Linked DNA regions of Homo sapiens: region 1 is linked to region 2. Evidence: read pairs that join two places in POLR2A ChIA-PET (ENCODE). Cell type or tissue: OCI-LY7. All regions are shown on one strand. Region 1 holds the start of LOC124902456 (a long non-coding RNA gene). Region 2 has its middle 10 kb from the start of C10orf55.

Region 1 (4,000 bases), 300 kb before region 2:
GCTTCACAGGATTTTTTTCTATTAGCTTTACAGATATCCAGTTCTTAGCTCATTCTTACCAAAAAAAAAAAAAAAAAAGATTCTTTTAACAGGGTCTCATTCTGTCACCCAGGCTGGAGCACAGTGGCACGGATCATAGCTCACTGCAGCCTGGACCTCCTGGTCTCAAGCAATCCTCCCACCTCAGTCTCCCAAGTAGCTGGGACTACAGGCAGGCACCACCACATCCGGCTACTTTTGTTAACTTTTTGTAGAGACAAGAGTCTCACTATATTGTCCAGGCTGGTCTCCAACTCGTAGACTCAAGCAATCCTCCTGCCTCAGCCTCCCAAAGTGCTGGGATTATAGGCACAAGCCCAGTCTATGATCTTGATGATTTCAAAGAACTGCTAAGTCACAGCATTAACAATTAATTTAAGAGCATACCAGACCGGGCGCGGTGGCTCACGCCCGTAATCCCAGCACTTTGGGAGGCCAAGACGGGCAGATCACGAGGTCAGGAGATCAAGACCATCCTGGCTAACACGGCAAAACCCTTTCTCTACTAGGAATACAAAAAATTAGCCGGGCGTGGTGGTGGGCGCCTGTAGTCCCAGCTACTCTGGAGGCTGAGGCAGGAGAATGGCGTGAACCCAGGAGGCGGAGCTTGCAGTGAGCCGAGATCACGCCACTGCACTCCAGCCTGGGCGACAGAGCGAGACTCCATCTCACCAAAAAAAAAAAAAAAAAAAAAGCATACCAGATGTTATTGTCTCTAACTTCCCTGACATATCCCTACACATTCCATTTAAATACTTATAACTTTCCTGCTGGTTTGGAAATTGACCTATTCACTAAGAAATTACATTTTTACACTGCACCAAAGATCATATCCTGAGCACGTCCTAATACCCTTGAAGGTTCATGCCTATTGCATAATTTATTTATTTTCTTCCATCTCATCATAATCGTAAATTGGCAAGCATTTAAATATCACAATATAATTAACTTTTATAAGACAACATTTAAAAATTTAAGGGGTTATTCTGACAAAATAATTTAATTTTTGACATTAAAAAATCATAATGGAATTCATTCACTATCAGAAGGGAAAATACACTTCATATTTAGAACAGTATACACTGCTTACAAAAGTTCACTGTTTACCTTGGTAGCTATCTTAAAAAGCCAAGTAAATAAATGTGAATCCCTTTTAAAGAGATTTTCCCCTTGCCTTATAGCAAACAAAAAAAAAATCTTCAGATACCAGGTTACTCTGTGTTAAGTAGTATGGATACTTCTGAATTTATTTATATTTGCATTTGGAATTCACCCCTAACTCCAGACAACTTTTAACTTTCCTTACCTAAATCTATATGATCAGATCTCATAATCCAAGGTAATACAAAATTTATATATTCATAAAATAGATATTCATGGAAACAAAATGGTTCTATTTTCAATAACTGCAGATGTGTCCAAAGATTTTGAAAAGCCACTATTGGAGAGTAAGATTCCATTTATAAATAAAATCAGTATCTTTTACTTTTTCTTAAACCGCTTTATTGAAGTATAATTGACATATAAAAAGCTGCACACTATCTTTTCTTTAATGCCTAGCACAATGGAAAGTAGGTGAAAAAATACTTAGTAAAATAGTGATGTTTTCCTAATTTATTTTAAATTATTCCATTTACAAAACTAAAACTGAAAAAAACTAGAAAGCTAATGAAACCAGTTGATTACTGGATCATGTATAGAACAAACTATAAATCCTATAGTTTTAGATAAATCACATCACAACTTGAATTGCTCAGCTTTCTCTACTTAAAATCATCCCCCAAGGTCTTCAGTATGTAGAATAATGAAAAACAGGAAGTTGAGAAAAACCACTTTGCTTAGAAAAACAAGTGTCACTGCTGACCAATATTTCCCTGTTTTCCCATGCCAATCTTCCTCAGACAGAGAAACAAGTATACTCGTGAAGCATCAGTGACTAAGTGTATATGAAATCTGAATCACAAAATTTCAGGAACTAAAAATGTTTTAATGAAAACATACTTAATATTCATTAATATCAAGATAATTAGAACTATCATTGTACTCTCTTATTGGTATTCTTTTTTTATTTTTTTAAAGGCAAGGTCTCACTCTGCTGTCCAGTCCAGAGCTCAGTGGAATGATCATGGTTCACTGCAGCCTTGATCTCCTAGGCCCAAGAGATCTACCTGCCTCAGCTTCCTGAGCAGCTGGGACTGCAGGCACACACCACCTCATCAGGCTAATTTTTTTTTCTTTTTTTTGAGACAGAGTCTCGCCCTGTCACCCAGGCTGGAGTGCAGTAGCGTGATCTTGGCTCACTGCAACTTTTCCTCCCAGATTCAAGCAATTCTCCTGCCTCAGCCTCCTGAGTAGCTGGGATTACAGGCACCCACAACCATGCCTGGCTAATTTTTGTATTTTTAGTAGAGACAGGGTTTCACCATCTTGGCCAGGCTGGTCTTGAACTCCTGACCTCAGGTGATCCACCCACCTCGGCCTCCCAAAGTGCTGGGATTACAGGCGTGAGCCACCGTGCCCGGCCTTTTTTAAGTTTTTCGTAGAGATGGGGTCTCACTATGTTTCCCAGGCTGGTCTTGTACTGCTGGCCTCAAGCAATCCTTCCACCTCAGCCTCTCAAAGTGTTGGGATTACACATGTGAACCACCATGCCAGGCCACTCTTTATTTATTAATATCAAGATAATTAGAGCTATCACTGTACTCTCTTATTGGTACTCTTATAGAATTAGGGTTAATTTTCAAAGAGCAGGTCAATGTGATGGTGCCAACACATTTTTACAATTTTATAATTAATCAAGCTTTAACAGACTGAAATTAAGAAGTTGTAATAATGTTTTATGAGAATAAAGCATGGAATTACTGATTAGATAAAATTTTGTTTTATATCCATATCTCTTATATTGTTTAAAGCTTAGTCTTGAACACAAAAAGATTTTTTTGTTTTTAATACAGCAGGTGAGTTGTTATACACTCCTTAGCAGACTCTGACTTCCATGACCACCACCCTACCAAGATTTTGGCTATTTGAGTTGCAAAGACACAAATGAGATTATTTATAAACAGCTTTCATAATTCATGAAATTCATTAATTCAATAACTGTTTTAATTTTTTAAAATTAATACTCTGCTTTTATGGTGCCATATTCAACTGAAAGTTTTCTTTGGTATGTAGGTCAAAAACTACAAGGAAGAGAGCCAGCAGCCAAAAATATCAAGACCATCAATAATGACAAATCAAACAAGTGGCAATACTTAGCAATAATAGAACAAATAAACAACAGAATGTTAATCTGCAAAAATGAAAAGGAATTAACTGATATATGCAACAACACTGATGAATTTCAAAAACACAGGGAGTGACAGAAGCCTTATACAAAATAGGACATATATATGACTCAGTTTATAAGAAATTTTAGAACAGGTGAAACTAAAAAAAAAAAACTTTGAAATATAAAACTCTAGTTAATGGTATATGTGTTGAAATATTTAGAGAGAAGCATATTGATGTCTACAATTTACTTCGAAATGCATCCAAAAAACAGATGAAGTAATGCACGAACAGAAGAATAAATAGATAAAACAAGTGCAGTAATATGTTAATGATAAAACCTTGGTGGTAAATATATGGGTGAACACATAACATATGTTTAAAACTTTTCGTAATAAAATGTAGGGGCTGGGCACGGTGGCTCAAGCCTGTGATAATCCCAGCACTTTGGGAGGCTGAGGTGGGTGGATCGCTTGAGGTCAGGAATTCAAGACCAGCCTGGCCAACATGGCGAAACCCCATCTCTACTAAAATATAAAAATTAGCTGGGCATGGTGGCGGGTGCCTGTAATCCCTGCTACTCAGGACGCTGAGGCAGGAGAATCGCTTGAACCCAGGAAGCAGAGGTTGCAGTGAGCCAAGATCATGCCACCACACTCCAGCCTAGGTGACGGAGCAAGAGTCTGTCTCA
Region 2 (4,000 bases):
TCTATCTGAATGGGGAGGTCGCATGGCAGACAGTGCATGTCTGGGTGAGATCCCCACTCTCCCTGGGCTAGCTGTGCCCCTAGACATTTATATTATTCCATTTGTGACCCTGTAAGATTTTCTACTAAATTTAACCTCTTTGAGCCTCAGTTTCCTCACTTACTTACAAAACATTAAATAGAAAAAAATGATAGTAGGCCAAGCACGGTGGCTCACGCCTGTAATCCTAGCACTTTGGGAGGCCGAGGCAGGTGGATTACCTGAGGTCGGGAGTTCAAGACTAGCCTGGCCAACATGGCGAAACCCTGTCTCTACTAAATAAACAAAACATTAGCCGGGTGCAGTGGCACGCACCTATAATCCCAGCTGCTCTGGAGGCTGAGGCAGGAGAATCGCTTGAACCCGGGAGGCAGAGGTTGTTGTGAGCCGAGATAACGCCACTGCACGCCAGCCTGGGCTACAGAGTCAGACTTCGTCTAAACAACAACAACAACAACAAAAACAAAAAACAAAAAGAAAAAAGAAAAGAAAAAAATGATGGTAAAAATCTCAGGCGCTTTTTGGAAGTGTTAAATGAGCTAATGCATAAAAAGATTACAGTGCTTGGCAAAACAGCATTCCAATACAGGTAGATTATTAACCCCTGTCCCCCAGGGCTTCACACCTGTTCAAGGTGACCACTAACTGACCTTACATTAGCTTATAAAATACTCTATGATCTGACCTTACCTCTGTGGCTTCATTCTTCCACACACCCTCTCCAAACTCAATACTCCAGACATGTTGACTGCTTGCAGTTCCAAGGAAGCAGTCAAGTTTTATACGGCTCCTGCAGTCTTTGCGTATGTTGTGCTGTTCCCTGTGCCTGGAGCTCTCTTCCCCTCCGACTAACTCCTGGTCTCAGCTTGGATATCACTGGGTCCAGAAAGGTCTTTTCTCCCCAGGTCTGGGCAGAGGAGCCTCCTTTGCAATTCCCTGGTGTCTGCACTTCTCATCATCACGCTTCTGACACTGCGTGTTCATTGCCTTGCTGTCTGTCTGAATTGCTCTCCCAACTGGGATCGCTGTGAGGCAAGGGATGCTGTTTTGTAGACGCTGAGTCTCCAGAATCCAGCACAGCTCCTGACATCATCCTATAGAGATTCCGTAATTCTTGTCCAGTTAAGGACGAACTGTACGAAGTGCTTAGCACTAATATGGAAAAGGACTCTCTTTTTATCTTCCTTCCCAGGTAACCATGTTTTATTCTTTCCATTTGAGTAGGTAGTACTTGCAAATGGAACACAATTTAAAAGTGATCAAAGGATATGTGGAAAAGAGTAGTAGCAATTTTCCTTCCTGGAGGTCACTACATTTCTGGTTCGCCCGCAACCTTCCAGAGACAGTCCAACTGTGCATTTTATTTTTATTTTTATTTATTTATTTGAGATGGAGTCTCACTCTGTCACCCAGGCCGGAGTGCAGTGGTACGATCTCAGCTCCCTGCAAACTCTGCCTCTTAAGTTCAAGTGATTCTCGTGCCTCAGCCTCCTGAGTAGCTGGGATTACAGGTGCATGCCACCACGCCCAGCTAATTTTTGTGTTTTTAGTAGAGACGGGGTTTTGCCATGTTGGCCAGGCTGGTCTCTAACTCCTGGCCTCAAGGGATCCATCGCCTAGGCCTCCCAGAATCCTGGGATTACAGGCGTGAGCCACCATGCCTAGCCCCAACTATGCATTTTAAATGGAGCTTTCGTGATCTAGCGACTGGACTCTCCTAAGCACTACCCCACTGTCAGGTCTCCAGTCTGGGCAATCAGCAAAAGTCCTCCCTATTGCCCAAATCCCACCTTCGCTAGTCAAAAATAATAATAATTCACTGGGGCAGGAAATAAACTTTCAACTCTCCCTAAAGGGCAGCAGGGTAGGAAGTGGCAGGCAACAGAGATGAAGGCAAGGGGGAAGTCTTGTAGATCCCAGCACGCCCACCCTCAAGTGTCCTAGACTGTCTACACATACACACACACAGAGAGAGAGAGAGTGTGTGTGTAAAAGCAGAAGCTGTAGGAAGAAGATGCTCTAGGGGGACACCCCACCCCAACTTTCTTCTTTTTGAGAGGGAGTCTCACTCTGTCACCCAGGCTGGAGTGGTGCAATGGCACAATCTCGGCTCATTGCAACCTCCACCTCCTGGGTCAAGTGATTCTCCTGCCTCAGCCTCCTGAGTAGCTGGGATTACAGGCGCCCGCCACCACGCCCAGCAAGTGTTTATATTTTTAGTAGAGACAGGGTTTCACCATGTTGGCCAGGCAAAACTCCCCTGCAAAGCTCCCCTTCCCCCGTCACTACCTTGAGAAATCAAAGGGGAGCGTCAGGCCCAGCTTCGGGCTTCCTGCTCCCTCCCCAATGAGGGGAAGAGAACTTCAATGCTGAGTCATTTCCCATCGGGTTGGGCTTTACCTGGGAGTTTGAGTCACCATGCAGGTGTCGGGAGGGAGAGGTGCTGCCCAGCATGACACATCTGCCTGTTCAGGAAGGAGGTTAGCCACTTGGGGTAAGGCACTGAGGGTTCCAGGGACCACTCCATGTCTGACCCTGGGGCTAAGAACCCCTACTGCTCTGTGAGGGGTTTTACAGTCCCAGGCCAAAACCAAGGACTTAGGGGTGAAAATTAAGAGCCAGGGCTCCTTTGCTTGTCTAACACCTCTTCCCTTCGCTCTGCTTTCTCCCCTCCAACCCGCAGGCACCCAGCCATCCTGGGTGCATCTCCCAGCATCTCAGCTGGCGAAAACACAACCTTCCTGACAGGGCTTAGGTAAAGGCCCCACAGCTCCAGACACAATAAACAACGTCATTTCCCTTCTCCCCTCTGAGTTGGGAAGAAAATCCTAGACCTGAGGAGCACCAATGAGAGTCTGATCCCAAGGCAGCTTCAGGGGCTGCCCAAACCTTTTAGCCACACCAGGGGCTTCCTGGAGCTGAACAGCCCAACCCCAGGAGGCTGGACTCTAGATGGGGGATCCCCACCCGACTTTCTTTCTTTTTTTTGAGACAGAGTCTCGCTCTGTCACCCAGGCTGGAGTGGTGCAATGGCACAATCTCTGCTAACTGCAACCTCCACCTCCTGGTTCAAGCGATTCTCTTGCCTCAGCCTCCCAGGTAGCTGGGACTACAGGTGCCTGCCACCACGCCAAGCAAATTTTTGTATTTTTAGTAGAGACGGGGTTTCATCATGTTGGCCAGGCTGATCTCAAACTCCTGAGCTCAAGTGATCTACCCACCTTGGCTGCCCAAAGTGCTGGGATTACAGGTGTGGGCGAAAGATTACCTAGGTGCTGAGGCAAGAGACTGAAGGCACAAACTGTTTCAGTATAATAAAGAAAATAGTTAGAATAAGAATAGTCATAATACAAATTAGATATAGAGATGATCATGGACAATTATCAATCATTATTATAAACATTATTAATCATCAGCTTTTACTATTACTCTTTGTTGCATTACTAATATAACCTAGGAATAACCGGTGGGTATAGGGTCAGGTGCTGAAGGGACATTGTGAGAAGTGGCCTAGAAGGCAAGAGGTGAGCCTTCTGTCACGCCCGCATAAGGGCTGCTTGAGGGCTCGTTGTTCAAGTGGTAACACCAGTGTCTGGGAAGGCACCCGTTACTTAGCAGACTGCAAAAGGGAGTCTCCTTTCCTTGGAGGAGTCAGGGAACACTCTGCTCCACCAGCTTCTTGTGGAAGGCTGGATATTATCCAGGCCTGCCTTCAGTCATCCGGAGGCCTAAACCCCTCCCTGTGGTGCTGTGCTTCAATGGTCACACTCCTTGTCCACTTTCATGCTCCTCCCGTACTCCTGGTTCCTCTTTGAAGTTCCTAGTAGATAGTGGTAGAAGAAATAGTGAAAATCTTAAAGTCTTTGATCTTTCTTATAAGTGCAGAGAAGAAAATGCTGACGTATACTGCCTTCTCTCTCTGCTTCGGCTACCTAAAAGGGAAGGGCCCCCTATCTTGTAA

The links. Peaks named below come from ENCODE experiments on the same cell type or tissue, not always from the same donor. Only the 100,000 strongest peaks of a DNase experiment are listed, where the experiment ranks them.
Region 1: POLR2A ChIA-PET joins it to region 2 with 5 read pairs; 1 of 35 experiments calls an interaction of 5 or more read pairs at or near these places.

What each region holds. Positions count from the first base shown.
Region 1 is chr10:74,226,125-74,230,124 of GRCh38, reverse strand. All of the region lies in intron 3 of ADK (adenosine kinase), which reads right to left. LOC124902456 (a long non-coding RNA gene) reads right to left here and starts at 59. Exons shown (of 2, transcript XR_007062198.1): 1 at 1-59. RefSeq lists an enhancer at 2,139-2,188. In OCI-LY7, no CTCF peak of the experiment used is centred here; DNase peaks (open chromatin) are centred at 1,854 and 2,224; H3K27ac peaks cover 930 bases.
Region 2 is chr10:73,930,938-73,934,937 of GRCh38, reverse strand. No RefSeq gene overlaps it. Among named protein-coding and RNA genes, the nearest start is that of C10orf55, 10 kb to the right of the region's middle. RefSeq lists enhancers at 2,504-2,553, 1,788-2,987 and silencers at 2,694-2,743, 2,864-2,923. In OCI-LY7, no CTCF peak of the experiment used is centred here; a DNase peak (open chromatin) is centred at 2,437.